2 separate regions of the Homo sapiens genome follow, and region 1 is linked to region 2. The links are chromatin contacts, found by Hi-C or POLR2A ChIA-PET in ENCODE. All regions are on one chromosome and are shown on one strand. Each heading gives the region's core, a stretch centred on a gene start or an enhancer-like site at or near the end of the contact. The rest is flanking DNA. Distances are from core to core; before and after follow the strand shown. Region 1 overlaps AAK1 (AP2 associated kinase 1). Region 2 has its middle 16 kb from the start of LINC01816.

Region 1 (3,631 bases), core at 128-2,627, 560 kb before region 2:
TTCAAAAAAGGGAGTAATTTAAAAATGTACATTTATGATAACAGGTTGAAAATTGACGCAAAACACTTTCTTTAGGTTAAAAATAGATCTTTTTTGGGCTGGGCATGGTGGTTCATGCCTATAATCCCAGCACTTTGGGAGGCTGAAGTGGGAAGATCACTTGAGCCCAGGAATTTGAGACCGGCCTGGGCAACACAGCGAGACCCAGTCTCTACAAAATAATTTTTTAAAAACTTAGCCAGGCATGGTGGTGCGCATCTGTGGTCCTAGCTACTCAAGAGGCTGTGGTGGGAGAATTGCTTGAGCCCAGGTGGTTGAAGCTGCAGTGAGCCATGATTGCGTCACTGCATTCCAGCCTGGGTGACAGAGTGCCCTGTCTTTAAAAAAAAAAAAGTGCATTTTTGAAGATAAATCAGTGTCGTGTGAAAAATATTTTTTTAAAGACAAATTTTGGCTTTTGCATTTTGTAAAATTCATAAGCTACTTATTAAGTACCTAATTTACAAAATATGTATTACATCACTGATAAAGTACTTAGTAAATAAATAGCTAAATGCTGATAGAGTCTGATTCAGCAAGCCTGAGTGGGGCCCTGGATCTATTTTTTACAAAAGCCTCACAGACAACACAGATCATCTGCCAGTTTGGGGAACCACTGTCCCAGGATCAGGACATATTTCAGATCTCTTTGAAATAAGAAGTAGAAACTGCAGTATACTGAGAACACTTAGAATAGAATCAGAGTATCTCTATACATGAAAAACCTCCGTGTGTGCGTGTGTGTGCACGTGTGTGTGTGCGTGTGTGTGCGCGTGTGTGTGCGTGCACACATGCACAAGACTAAATTAAATAAACCCTACCAGTGGTTTCGGGGTGGGAGAGGTGGTGAGGAAGTTTGCCCACGCTGGCTCTTTTGGTCTGGGGAAGGAAGCTAATGACTTTGCAAATTCCTGTCCCCTAAAAAGACCTGCTACTGGGGGGTGAGGGCGGAACATCATAACCCACATTCTAAATGGCTATTCAATATTCTACAGAGAAACCTCTTGCCAGCTGTCTGCTCAAGCTAAAAGTTTGAATGTTAAAAAAATCAAGTGAAAGACACAAGGTTAGTCCACACTCCACAAACAGTGTCCAACAAGAAGTGGTGGTCAAAAGGAAGAGAAGAGACAGACTCAGATGTGGAAATAAAATTTTCTGTTCCAAAGTCATTGCAAACTTACAGAAAGAATGCTGATGTCTAGCATCTCAAAACTCTTCCCTGGAGCTCTGAGGACTCTGTTGCTGGAAGTTAAGACACCAGTGAGAGCCCCATATTACCCCTACAGGGTTATATCTGTTGACTGTGCAGTTACACCCACCGTGATCATATGTAACTGCCACAGCCACAGAACTCCTGGCAGCAATTCAAATAAAACTCCACGTGAGAGATACCAAAAGGCAACAGAAAGAACCATCAGGAGTCAGGAGGCCTAGTTGTGGTCCAAGTTCCACAAATAACAAGCTATGACCTTGAGCAAGTCACTATACTTCACTGGCCCTCAGTTTCCTTATTTATAAAGTGAAAGTGAGGGACATAAACATCTCTCACCTTTGGAGCTGGACATTTGCCACATTTTGGTGATTCTTCAGGGATATGAAATACACCAAATAACCTCCGAAATTCTATACAGGGATTTGAATTACTAATTCTTTAAAAGACAACATTGCTTTCACACTGGAGTGTGGTGGTGAGCAGAGGATGGAAGTAAATTAAAAGAAGCTCCCTGACAGGTGGGAAGTAGAGGCAGGAATTAGGGAAGCATTACTTCCTTGGGGATATTCACTCTTTATGCTCCAATCACTCTGATCTCCCTAATATAGGCACATTTTTGAAACCTGAAGGCAAAGAGATTTTCTGTTAAAGATTCTCTGAAAGAGTGTTCAGGAAGTTTAATAATTTCCTTGAAAGTCACTCCTTGTATGTCTACTGTACAAGCAGTACAAGCAGTGTGTCCACATCCTCCTGGGTCTCGGCTTCATGGCTGAAAGTCCAAAGAGCCCGTTCAGCATTAGAGCTATACCCTTAGTGGGTCCAAAGACTCACTCTCTTCACCTGCCACTTTCTTGATATGTGTACAATTTTTTCATCTGATTCTTGGCCCTGAGTCCCTTTAGAGGCAACTCACTAGGTGCCATGAGCATTGTGGTTTGTGTTTCTATTCTAAGTTGACTTCGTTCCACTTTTTCAAGTTTCTGGATATTTTTTCAAGCTACGGATCTTCATCCACAGCACAAAATGTCCACTTAAAAAAATAAAGTGGATTTCTCACTCTTTCCCCTGAATGGAAAAAAAATGTCTTAGTTGTCTCTCCAGGTAAACCTGGGGTATCAGCCATGTTCTGATAGCCAGCTTCACCTGACCACCCTTCCCTAATAAGGAACCTCTTTTACAGAATAATTAACCTTCTACACTGCTCTCCAAGCTAATGGGGAACATCTGCTTAGGAGCCCTCCATGGCTGCTTCATCTCCCTCCCCGCAAAACCCACCCGCCTCCTTCAAGAAAGGCCCTAATGATTCTGGTATAGTTACCTTCTCTCCCTACCCCCTTTAACAATCTAGCATCTTCCTTAAAAAACACAATCAGGGAATCCTAACCAGGCAGGCGTGACTCCTAAGCAGATGGCAGGCCTCATAATTAGGTCATTACATAATACCTCTTCTCTAACTAGCTTCTCTCCACCTCATTCCGAGACTCTGGGTTGATGAGCTTTACACTGTGGTTACTTTAATTATAATTCGCTCTTGGGAACTTGGTAATACCATGTTTTGATAAAAGAAAAGAAATGGGGTAAGAGTATAAGAAAGTCAGAGTCAGAAGGTTGCTTTCAGCTTCAGTTTTGAATAGTCCAGACTTGTAGGGGTAACTTTTTCTCTTGGTGCCTTGGTTTCCCAACTTGTTTCAAGTTGGGAACTTGCCTCAAGCCAATCCCCAGTTGCACTGGTTCTAATACAGGACTCAAGCTAAACGTTACATCACATGACATGATTTCTAAGGGACACTACGTCACATTTAGGTGTCAGGTCAGGCTCTTGGTGACACACCATTGAACTAGATTGCACAAGGTGGTATCCTCACGCACACAGGCAGCGACTGGTCTCAGTAAGATCCCAGGTCAGCATCAAGTCTTTGAACTCCCTCAACCTTCAACCCCAGGCACTCAGAGACCTCGATTACTCACCAGGAAATCTAAAGCCTTCCACCTCACTTCCAGTGCAGCATCCCCACTCTGGTCTCCCTCCTTCTCCTAGAGCTTTCCACACTCTAAAAATCACTGTTCCCTTTGCCCAACAACTACACTGCCTTTCTTACCAATCTGTTTTTAGGGATCCTGGGTCTCATACCCATCTCATATCTGTATGAATAGTCTACAGTGAAGAAAAGTCATCTACATACATGTTCCCATTTCCTCATCACAATAAACCCAAATTATCATTTTGTAGATTCAAAAACTGAGGTCCAGATAAGTGTTATCCAAAAAAACTACATAAAAATTCAAGCTTTAATCGAGGATTATAAGAAGAGACTATTCTATGAAAAGGAGAGATCTATAATCTCCAATTGGCATAACATATAAGAGATATTCTTTTTT
Region 2 (4,177 bases), core at 1,050-3,549:
CTAGAACTCCTGACCTCATGATCTGCCCGCCTCGGCCTCCCAAAGTGCTGGGATTACAGGCGTGAGCCACCGCGCCCAGCCTTAATTTTGTATTTTTAGTAGAGATGGGGTTTCTCCATGTTGAGGCTGGTCTCGTACTCCTGACCTCAGGTGGTCCACCCGCCTCGGCCCCCCAAAGTGCTGGGATTACAGGCGTGAGCCACCCCGCCCGGCCAGCAGGTTTCAATAAGTATGTTGTGACAGAAAGGGCCGCTTTGTCAGCAAAGAAAGAAATAGAAAAACTCACTCCGCCCACAGTTTTTTTTAAGAGACAGGGTCTCTCTCCGACGCCCAGGCTGGAGTGTGATCACAGCTCACTGCAGCCTTAATCTCCAGGGCTCAAGCTTTCGTCCTACCCTCAGCCTCCCAGATAGCTAGGACTACAAGCGTGCATCACAACGCTGACTAGTGGTTTTTTTTTTTTTCTTTTTTTAATAGAGATGGGGTTTCACCATGTTGCCCAGGCTGGTCTGGAACTCCTGGGTTCAAGGGATCCTCCCACCTCAGCCTCCCAAATTGCTGGGATTACAGGCATGAGCCACCTCCCCTGGCCTCACTCCCTGTTTAAAGTGTCCCTGGGCCAGGTGCTGTGGCTCATGCCTGTAATCCTAGTGCTTTGGGAGGCTGAGGCGAGAGGATCACTCAAGGCCAAGAATTCCAGACCAGGCTGGGTAGCGTATCGAGACCCCATCTCTACAGAAAATTTTAAAAATTAGCCGGGCGCCGTGGCATGTGCTTGTTGTGGTCCTAGCTACTCAGGACGCTGAGGTGGGATGGTGGCTTGACCCCAGGAGTTTGAGGTTAACTGAGCTATAATTGTGCGACTGCACTTAGCCTGGGCAACAGAGAGGGTCCTTGATCTAAAACAAAACAAAACAAAACAAAAAACAAACAAACAAACAAAACGTGTCCCTGGGTCAATCAGGCTCAACCACTCGTTTTTGTTTTTTTTTTTCTGAGATGGAGTCCTGCTCTGTTGCTCAGGCTGGAGTGCAGTGGTGCGATCTTGGCTCACTGCAACCCCCGCCTTCCGGTTCGAGCAATCCTCCATCCTCCCACCTCAGCCTCCGGAGTAGTTGGGATTACAAGTGTGTGCCACCACACCCAGCTAATGTTTTTATTCTTAGTAAAGACAGGGTTTCACCATGTTGGCCACGCTGGTCTCAAACTTCTGACCTCAAGTGATTTGCCCACTTCAACCTACATCCACTCCTTGATCTGAAACACTGAAGCTACCTGCCTTGTTCAAAGCCAAAAAGCGTCTACCTACAAAGCCCTGGGGATTTTTTGTTTGTTTTATTTGAGACGGAGTCTCACTCGCCCAAGATGGAGGGCAATGGCGTGGTCTTGGCTCCTGACCTTGTGATCTGCCCGCCTGTTTTGAAGGACAAATGCCTGCACCCTTATTTGTTTGCTTTCTCCTGGGAATTTCTCTATCCAATCCTGCAGGCAAGTTGTTTTTTTTTTTTTGGAGACAGAGTCTCGCTCTGTTGCCAGGCTGCAGTGCAGTGGCGCAATCTCGGCTCACTGTAATCTCCGCCTCCCTGGTTCAAGCGATTCTCCTGCCTCAGCCTCCTGAATAGCTGGGACTACAGGCACGCGCCACCACGTCCAGCTGATTTTTGTATTTTCAGTAGAGACGGGGTTTCATTATGTTTGCCAGGATGGTCTCGATCTTGACCTCGTGATCCGTCTGCCTCGGCCTCCCAAAGTGCTGGGATTACAGGCATGAGACACCGTGCCCAGCGACAAGATAATTTTAAAAGGAGAGGGAACGTCTGCTTTTGTTGCCTTTCTCGTCTTTTGTGGTTCCACATACAACACAGCAGTGTCTATGGGCTGTCAATCGCAACATAATGCAAACAACACAATTGTCTCTGGGGTCCACTGAATCCAAATCACACACGCACCACACTTCTGCCTTTTGCACTGCTGACTGCCAAGTGAACAATGTTTTGTAGAAGCAGCAAGTGTGAGGAGAGGTGACTTCTGCCAGATGGTGCTAAAAAAGACCCAAGTCTGATACACAGGAGTCCTTCCATTAACCCATCCATGACCAAAGCAAAGTGTGTGTGGGGTGAGGGGTAGAAGGAATTGCCCTGTCTTTGCCCTCTGGGGCTTCTTCTGCCTCGAACACTATCCATCTGCCACCTAACCTGGTTTTGCCTTGATATAAATGGTAGCGGTGGCCAAGAGAATGGGGTGACAGAGGGGGGGAAACCCACGGTGTTACATGCTTTCACCCATACCCTCCAGGATGGCCCTGAGCGTCTCACACCCTAGGGGCCTGACCAGGTACTGACACTTTCTTGCCAAAGCCCTACAACCATCACCTCCCTACTGTGAAATGTGAGGTAAGTTGCTTAAACCGGCGGAACCAGTTTCCTCAACTACATAGAGGGATGATGATTCCCCCTAGCTCACAGGACCGCTGTGGGAATCAAATGAGATCACTCATGTGAAAAGCCTAGCACAACCCCTGACACATGACACAAGCACTTCAGGACATATTCATGTTCCTCCTTCCAGGACAGGGCCTTACACTGTCTACTCTGGTAAACCAGCCTCATATAAGCTCCTGGAGGCTGGCGTGTCCCCAGGGGTCAGGCCATCCCAGAAACGATGACTTGACCATAGTCACGTCATGAGGTGAGAGATTCCGGGAAGGGGCAGCAAGAGGAGAAAGAAGCGAAGGGCGCCCCAAGGTAATGTGTGCCCTACACAGGGCTCCTAGCCATAAGCACTTATGCAAGTGCGGGGCACAGAGAAAATTCTGGTAACACTCCTCCCCTCAATTCTGATCAGGTCCCAGGCTCAACTAATCAGTTCAGGGATGGGCCCTTTGCCACCTTTTTCCTAACCAAAGCCACTCTCAAGGGGAAACTTCTATTAACGGCCAGTAAGCAAGACACACAACGCTTTTTGTTTGAAGGACTACCCAGGCGTTAGTGCCCTTCCAGACCGGCTCTAGTGACTGGCGGGGAAGAAGGGGAAAAAGAATTAGTGTATCTGGACACAACACCCAGCATGTGCTAGGCAGAAACTAAGTGTGCGAAGCGGATCCCGATGTACAAAGGGGAAAACAGCGGCTGGGAAAGCCTGAGCCACGGGCTCCAGGCGGCCAGTCGCGGTCCTCCCGGCGCGTGCCCTCCTCCTCCCCGACCTGGCCGGAGCTGACCGGGGCGGGTGTAGGCCCGGGGGCGGGAGGGCTACTGGATCCCAGGTGGGGCGGGTGTAGGCCCGGGGACGGGAGGGCGACGGGATCCCAGGTAGGGCGGGGCCTGGCTCCGGGCGCGACGGCTCTTTGCTCGCAGCGCCGCGCCGTCTCGAGGTCGGGGTGCGGCCCGACCCCACGTGCCCCAAATCCCCCCCGCTGCCCTGTAAAACCTGCGGGCCCCGGTCCAGGCGTGGTCCCGCTCGCACGAGGGAGCGGTCGCCCAGGGTGCCGGGAAGTCGGGGACCGGCCAGCCGCCGACCGGCCGCACCCCTCCCCGCCGAGCTCGCGCGCCCGCCTCGTCAGCACCTTTCCCGCAGCGCAGCCCCACAGTGGTCACGAGGCGGGCGCGGCCCGGTCAGCCCTGGCTAGACTAGGCATCGGCACCACCCACCTCGCCCCTCCCCGTCCCGCTGGTTTCCCCTCCCCCTCCTTCCCCTCCCCCTCTCTGTTCTCCTTCCCCTCCCGATCCCCGGGCGGGCCGCAGCGCGCCACGTACCTGGCCCCGCCCCTGCGAGCCACGCAGGGAACCCCGGTGACGTCACCACCCTCCGGCGCTCTCATTCCCGCGCTCTCCAGAAAAGACGCGAAGGTGGTGACGTGTCCCGTGCGCCAGGGCGGCTGCGCAGGAGGCATTGGCAACTGAGCGTCCTGCGGCGCCGCCTGGTGGAAGCAAAGCAGCCGAGCCCCCCGGAAGCGGCGGCGCGGGCGAGTGGAGAACGTGACTTACGTCATCTGGCGGAGGCGTGGGGGCGGCTGCCGCGTGACCAGCCCCAGCCAGGCGCGGTCGGCGCGTTTCTCTTTCTCTTCTCCTACTCTCAGCGGAGCGGGTGGAAGCTTGATTTCATGCCGTTTATTTTACTTTGACTGTTTTCAAACCTATCAAGTTAATATTGTTAATTATAGAAAACGTGGGGGGAAAAG

Evidence for each region. A loop is a pair of places that touch in the nucleus more often than their neighbours do. ChIA-PET counts read pairs that join two places held with the same protein, here RNA polymerase II (POLR2A). Pooled maps may share reads with other maps.
Region 1: a loop to region 2 is called in a pooled map, with 4 times the contacts of the local background. The contact joins two enhancer-like sites. A Hi-C loop is called at or near these places in 2 of 50 pooled maps. POLR2A ChIA-PET finds 5 or more read pairs at or near these places in 2 of 52 experiments (GM10248 and naive thymus-derived CD8-positive, alpha-beta T cell).

What each region holds. Positions count from the first base shown.
Region 1 is chr2:69,581,599-69,585,229 of GRCh38, forward strand. The region is part of intron 2 of AAK1 (AP2 associated kinase 1); the gene reads right to left. Among named protein-coding and RNA genes, the nearest start is that of AAK1, 60 kb to the right of the region's middle. RefSeq lists a silencer at 1,219-1,513. Within about 2 kb of position 1,378, at least 12 of the 41 ENCODE cell types and tissues checked have a DNase peak (open chromatin) inside an H3K27ac peak, as active enhancers do.
Region 2 is chr2:70,138,917-70,143,093 of GRCh38, forward strand. No RefSeq gene overlaps it. Among named protein-coding and RNA genes, the nearest start is that of LINC01816, 16 kb to the left of the region's middle. RefSeq lists enhancers at 1-438, 2,063-2,602, 3,823-4,177 and silencers at 181-475, 2,241-2,535, 3,023-3,732. Within about 2 kb of position 2,300, at least 40 of the 41 ENCODE cell types and tissues checked have a DNase peak (open chromatin) inside an H3K27ac peak, as active enhancers do.